Linked DNA regions of Homo sapiens: region 2 is linked to region 1. The links are chromatin contacts, found by Hi-C or POLR2A ChIA-PET in ENCODE. All regions are on one chromosome and are shown on one strand. Each heading gives the region's core, a stretch centred on a gene start or an enhancer-like site at or near the end of the contact. The rest is flanking DNA. Distances are from core to core; before and after follow the strand shown.

What was found. A loop is a pair of places that touch in the nucleus more often than their neighbours do. ChIA-PET counts read pairs that join two places held with the same protein, here RNA polymerase II (POLR2A). Pooled maps may share reads with other maps.
Region 2: a loop to region 1 is called in a pooled map, with 4 times the contacts of the local background. The contact joins the promoter of LINC02399 here to the enhancer-like site in region 1. A Hi-C loop is called at or near these places in 4 of 37 single-sample maps with no recorded cell type and 7 of 50 pooled maps. POLR2A ChIA-PET finds 5 or more read pairs at or near these places in 1 of 52 experiments (GM12878).

What each region holds. Positions count from the first base shown.
Region 1 is chr12:89,662,241-89,665,278 of GRCh38, reverse strand. The region is part of intron 1 of ATP2B1 (ATPase plasma membrane Ca2+ transporting 1); the gene reads left to right. Among named protein-coding and RNA genes, the nearest start is that of ATP2B1, 45 kb to the left of the region's middle. Within about 2 kb of position 1,603, at least 3 of the 41 ENCODE cell types and tissues checked have a DNase peak (open chromatin) inside an H3K27ac peak, as active enhancers do; they include GM12878, where a contact is called at or near this core.
Region 2 is chr12:89,946,123-89,949,160 of GRCh38, reverse strand. It overlaps LINC02399 (long intergenic non-protein coding RNA 2399), which reads right to left and starts at 1,468. Exons shown (of 3, transcript NR_135019.1): 1 at 1,409-1,468; 2 at 913-1,000. The region is part of intron 6 of LOC105369890 (a long non-coding RNA gene); the gene reads right to left.

The DNA of each region.
Region 1 (3,038 bases), core at 354-2,853:
TATGTATATTTGTGTATTATAAGGCTTAAATGGAAAAATATTAGTATACTTGGTACTAAAAATCAAAACACACAAAAAAATCAACTCAAGTAATATTTTTAGAAAGTAGTCTGCTTTCAGTTATCCATGCACATCAAGAATAGCATAATAGGCCGGGTGTGGTGGCTCACGCCTGTACTCCCAGCACTTTGGGAGGCCGAGGCGGGCAGATCACGGAGTCAGGAGATCGAGACTATCCTGACCAACATGGTGAAACCCCATCTCTACTAAAAATACAAAAATTAGCTGGATATGGTGGTGCATGCCTGTAATCCCAGCTGAGGCATGAGAATCGCTTGAACCCAGGAGGCGGAGGTTGCAGTGAGCTGAGTGCACTGCACTCCAGCCTGGCAACAGAGCGAGACACTGTCTCAAAAAAAAAAAAAAAGAATAGCATAATAAAGAACCATAAGTAATTTGCTTATATTTGTTTGAGGAAACTTTTGGATCAAGGTGACAATCCAGCAGTTTGTTCCCTAGTCAAGGTTGAGGCTACACTTTCTGTCAGTAGTGGCTCTCCAGACCAGTAGCATTGGCATCACTGTTATCTGAGAAGTTGTTAGACAGTCTCATGAAGTGTTCGATCAACTGAGTGAGGCTCAGGAATCTGTGTTTTCACAGGTGATTGAGGTGATTCTGATGCATGCTGAAGTTTAAGAACCACTAATCTGTAGTGTGTTAACTTTTAAGTTTGTTCTGGTTTTGGTAAATTCAGAGGGATTGTTTTTGGTTTTGTAAGTATAACCTTGCAAAATTAGACCAACCTCCCAAGAGACAGCTATCATAAATGTTTGGGATAAGATGATACCAACTGACTTGACCGTAGACCAAAAATTTCTATAGTTCAAGATACCTGTGTTTGAGATCATTCACATTAAAATTTTATCATATACTCTGCTTAATTAAGTACTTTGTTGGCATGAATGAATAATCTGTACTGAAAATGACAGCTATCAAAAGCCAAAATAGTTATCTAACAGCCCCAGGGAGGGAGGTGAGTCACCTATTCTGCTTTGGGCTGGCATATTTCTTTATAGACTAAAGGGTGTGGGAAACAGGAGCTGTGCTTGGGCCTTTAGGATAAGAAAACCTGGGTGGTTTTTTCTTTTTTACACTTTCACTGAGCCAGACTGTTACATTGTGGTTTCATCATTTTAATTGAATTGTGGAATTCTGAAATATGAGAGAAACAAAATAAATAGGCCCTGTAAATGCACATGCAAATAAATTTTTATTATTATCAATAAACGAATCTCGTTTACTCTGACTAAAAACAGATGAAAGCAATTATAAAGGCTGCTGTGCCATCCAGCCCCTCCCTACTGACTGCTTTGACTTCTTCGAAAAAAAGGACAGTGGAAAGTGAAAACAAGCAGCTAGAGATGACAGTGTAGTGAGAATAAGAGTCAGACATCAGAGAAATGAAGGCAGAAGAACATTTCAATAGGGAGTGGTTAACAGTAGCAAAGGTTGCTAGTAGGTTAGATTAGGGCTAAATGTGTCCATTAGATTTAAGAACAGGATCAATGGTCACCTGGAAGAGTAGTTTCAACGCAGCATAAAAGAGGAAGCTAGATTGTCATGGGTTGATTTATGAGTGGGAGATAGTGTAGAAACAGCAAATTTTGGAGCAGATGTTAGTTAGATGTGGAGTTAAGTGTTTTTTTTACCAAATGGTATTTACTGGGTAAGATTGTATTCATTATTATTTAGACCTTGCCAACTTTATTACCATGTTGATTTGGCAGATTTTTATTTAGCATGGGTAACCCTAACAAATTATTTTTCAAATAAATGTATTGTTTCTTTCAGGCTGTATGAAATATTATAATTCAGTATTATTTCTTTGCATACCCTCAAGAATCTAAGACCCTGGTTAAAAAACTTTGCCATGTAGCAGGCGTGTAATTCCTTTTAAAATCTGAAATATCCTTTAACTTATTCTGTTGTCTAAAAGGATTTAAAGGAAAGCTATAATATATCTGGCATACCAAGATGGTTTGAAAACTCCTTGAAAGCTGTGACTTTCTCTTAACTCATCTAACACCTAACATATTCTTTTAAACAGTGTTAGGAAGTTTTGTTTAGCTCTGCTATTTAAATTGTGGTTGCTTCCATTGTAAAATCTGTTTTTCAAATTTATTTTAGCTTATGGTTCAAGAGTACCTACTATGTTCCAGACAGTGCTGGGGTTAAAAATGAATGGCACAGATTCTCCCATGAGTTACAGTTCACTGGGAAGGACAGAGAGGTAAACAAATCATTGCAGCTGTGTGATAAAGGCTATAATAGAAGAACAAATTAATGCCTTCCTTATTCTAATCTAGTTGTTTCCCACCCTGAGAGATTTGCTAAAGTGTTCATGCCAAGTTTATAACTGACAGCAGCTGTAACTTGCCCTTTAAAGTACTGTACTTAGTCTCTGCCTCTGGAAGAGTCTACTAGATAAGTAAGTTACTTAGGGGAGTAGGACTAATTTTAGTCAACACAGACACAGGGATGGTATTTAGGAATCCTTTGAGACTAATAAATCAGGCATTTTAGATAATGCTTATTTTCTGCTTTATCAGCTCTATAAAACTAAAATCCTTTGGTGAATTTACTCTTGTTTATATGTTATTCTTTACTCATCTAATATAAATTACTTTTCTAAACAAGCAGTATAGGTTTAATGATCTTTTATGTGAGTGTGTATGTTTTCTTTAAGCCCCTTAAGAAGTGAAAAATGTGACTTGAGTAAATTTAAATTTGAGTCATTCCTTGATTTCTTTAAAGCATTTTAATGAAATAATTTGAATGTACCAAAACTTTGTAGAATAAACTCTTTACCATTCTTAATCTTGTAGTATCTGTTTGATATGTATAATAATAGACCATCTGCTCTTTTCACTATGAGAGTGAGATATTACATGCAAGCACTTATATTTAAGTTTACAGTAAATTATCATGGTTGAAGGACTTCAGATTTTTAGGGTGTGAATCGGGTAAAAGGTTATTGT
Region 2 (3,038 bases), core at 219-2,718, 280 kb before region 1:
AAACTAAAATGTATATAGTTCCTAGCAACTTAGCAAAAGTATGATTTTTTAAAACATAAAGAAGAGGACAACTGTGCCATTCATTGCACCACAAAAGCAAAGTTATGTAGAGACAAGAGTACAAAAACAAGGGCCTTTGCTCTGTTGTTTGTTGAAAAGGAAGTGTCATTATATTGGTAAAAACAGCCCTGTCCTTTCATTCAATGGAAAGAAATCAGAAATCCAACCTGGAACAGGCTTGGGCTCAGTGGAAAAATCATGTCCCAGTGCAAAAGTAATGGCTGTTGTAGATTAATAACCATTTACAGCTTTTTATCTTGGTTAAACTGCTATCTTCCAGACTGTAAAAGATAACCTGGGCTTGTTGCAGAGCTTTTTAAAGAAAACACTCTGCCTCTTAGGAAATCCGTCTCCCTATGCTTTGCTCAGGAGTTTGAAGTCATTCTGTCAATATCTTGGAAATAACATTTCTGAAAAGCAGATTATTAGCCCTGAGTTACATCTTCCACCAGTGGAATATTTGCCTTGCCTAAATAGCAGGTGGGGCTTAAAAGTGAGAGAATATCTCTGTAGAGAATTTCTGAGCTTTCCATTACTGAAACACAAAGATGTATTTTAGGAAATTGCAGAACTGCTGCATCCAAATCAACTCAACACTTAATAAGAAAAGCACAGAATCTATCATTATTCCTATTAGCAATGAGTATATATGAGTGGATTTCACCTTGGAGATTCTCAGAGCAAAAAATTTACAAGCTGTTCTCTATATACAACAAGACTTTGCCCACACTAATAACTGGAGACTTCATAAACTGTAAGGCACAAAACCTATCACAGTATAGCTGGGGAGATTTTAAGATCAAATATAATTATTCAACAAGCAGAATCAAAAGACTCCATGTCTATACACACTTGGTAAACAGCCAGGATGTAAACTGTCAGCCCCAGGATTCAGTGTTTCCCTGTATCTTGCATACTCTACGCAGTTTGCTCTGAATCACTGTTTAAAAAAAAAAAAAAATTCCAATGATTCATTCTCCTCTAATCTTAGTAGAAAGCATTTCCACACCAAAGTGGACTTTATTTTTTCTTCCACTCTCAGTCAGCATGGAGTGAGACAGAAGGTCAGGAGCCTGTTTGCTAATCCTTTCTCTGCCACAAATCACAAATCACCTCTAAGACCTGGAGTAAGTAACTTCTCATCTTGGCCTTCCTGCCTTCCTTCATCTGTAGAGTGTGGGGGTTGAGCAGGAGGATTTTGAAAGCCCCTTCCAACTTGAGGATTCCGTGATAATATAAAGCTGTTCCCCGGTGTCTGGCAAAACTCCTAGTTTCTGTCTCTCTTGTTTCCTGACGTACAGTTAAATTATGGGTCCCTCAACTGAATTTCAATAAAAAAGGCTCTTACCCAGGGTTAATTGCAAGTTTTGAAAGGGGGAAGGGAAGAGCCCACATGAAGAGTTGCTGAGAGCCCAGCAATTGCTACCAGGACTAGAATCAGCATATCTGTTTTGCCAAAATTCTTCTCTGAGGTCACAAAGCCCAATCCTCTTAATAAAAGAAGCAGGTTCAGCTAGAATTTTCCCACCCAGTCTAACAATGATGGAATTTCAAGACATTGTTCAGTTGCTGTCATAGGAAATTGAAGTTTTTAGATCGAAGCTGGTATTACTAGTATCTCTTGTTGAGAGGCAAACCAGAAACAATAAACTTTTATCCAGAAAAGAAAAAGTGTTTATTTAAACCCAGAAGTATCTATTGCTGTATCTCAATATGCCCAGCCGCAGGGCCACAGTAAGAGGTTCATAGCTGAGCCCTTCCTGCTCTGCCCACATCATACCAAACATGTTAATACATACATACATACCCAATCTCATCCTAAACATAACATTTTTCTTTATGCTGCAAAAGGATTTTTATAATTTTGTTTTTGAAACTTTCATTTTGCAGTGTATTTCTATTTTGTAGCCTATAATTTTTTCCAGTTTTCAAATATTTTCATCAGCTTTTAAAAAGTTTCACGTCTATAGTGCCCAATAAATTAAAATCTCCCTGATTAACCTTACGTTCAACATTCTTCTGAAAATACACCAGACCATCAGAACTGGCCACATAGTAAAAGTCACAATCAAAGAAGCCTCTTCCAGATACCGCACAAGGCAGCTACATTCCCTGAAGCCAAACTATATTCTGGAGACTTCAACGTCAAGTAGGCTGGGTTCCAATTTGACACCAGGATCCTTAACATCTGGGAAGACCAAATTTGGGAAAAGAAACAAAAGTAATAAGTTTCCCTTCAGAATATAAGTTTGAGAACCATTCAAATATGGACTTCATACCCTTCTAGAAGCTGATTCTTCCTATCTCATTATACATTGACCTTTGAAATGGAGCTTTGCCCTGTATACTGTAGCTGTATTGAATGGTGCTTCAAGTTCCTGGGATGGGAGTTTTCAGGCAAAGCAACCTGGCACCAGGGAAGGCGGGGATTGTAAACCAGAAACTGTACTGTACTTGGTATTGGAAAAATAATCAGTCTGCCAGAACAGACATCTTCTGTATTCCGACACCTAGTATCTAATCTAGAAAACATTCTGATTGTTCTCACTCATTTTTTTCCATGACAAAACCGTTGCCTCAAGAGGGGGAAAAAAATCCCTGATAATCTTGATTACATTAAGGGGTCAAAGATCCATTTAGGACAGCTATTCTTATCCAGCGTCATTTTCAACATCAATAACATATTTCAATAAGGCTCTCTTTGAGTGTTTCAAAGCAAAATCACCTTGAGCCTTCATGCAATGGACTAAGTCAATAAAGTCCATTGAAAATTGAGATGGAAAACCTGTTTAAGAATGTGCAGTTTAGAATCACATGTGTGAGAAATTTCTTCTTAATATGTCCTGGCCCCGTGATTAATGCTACATTTTTCCCAGATCTTTCATGGCTGAGTCTTGGTTAGCACCCAAAAATGTACTATCATGCTTAGAGACCTACCCGGAGTAAGTGGGTATTCTACCCCTAACCCAAAACCAGTA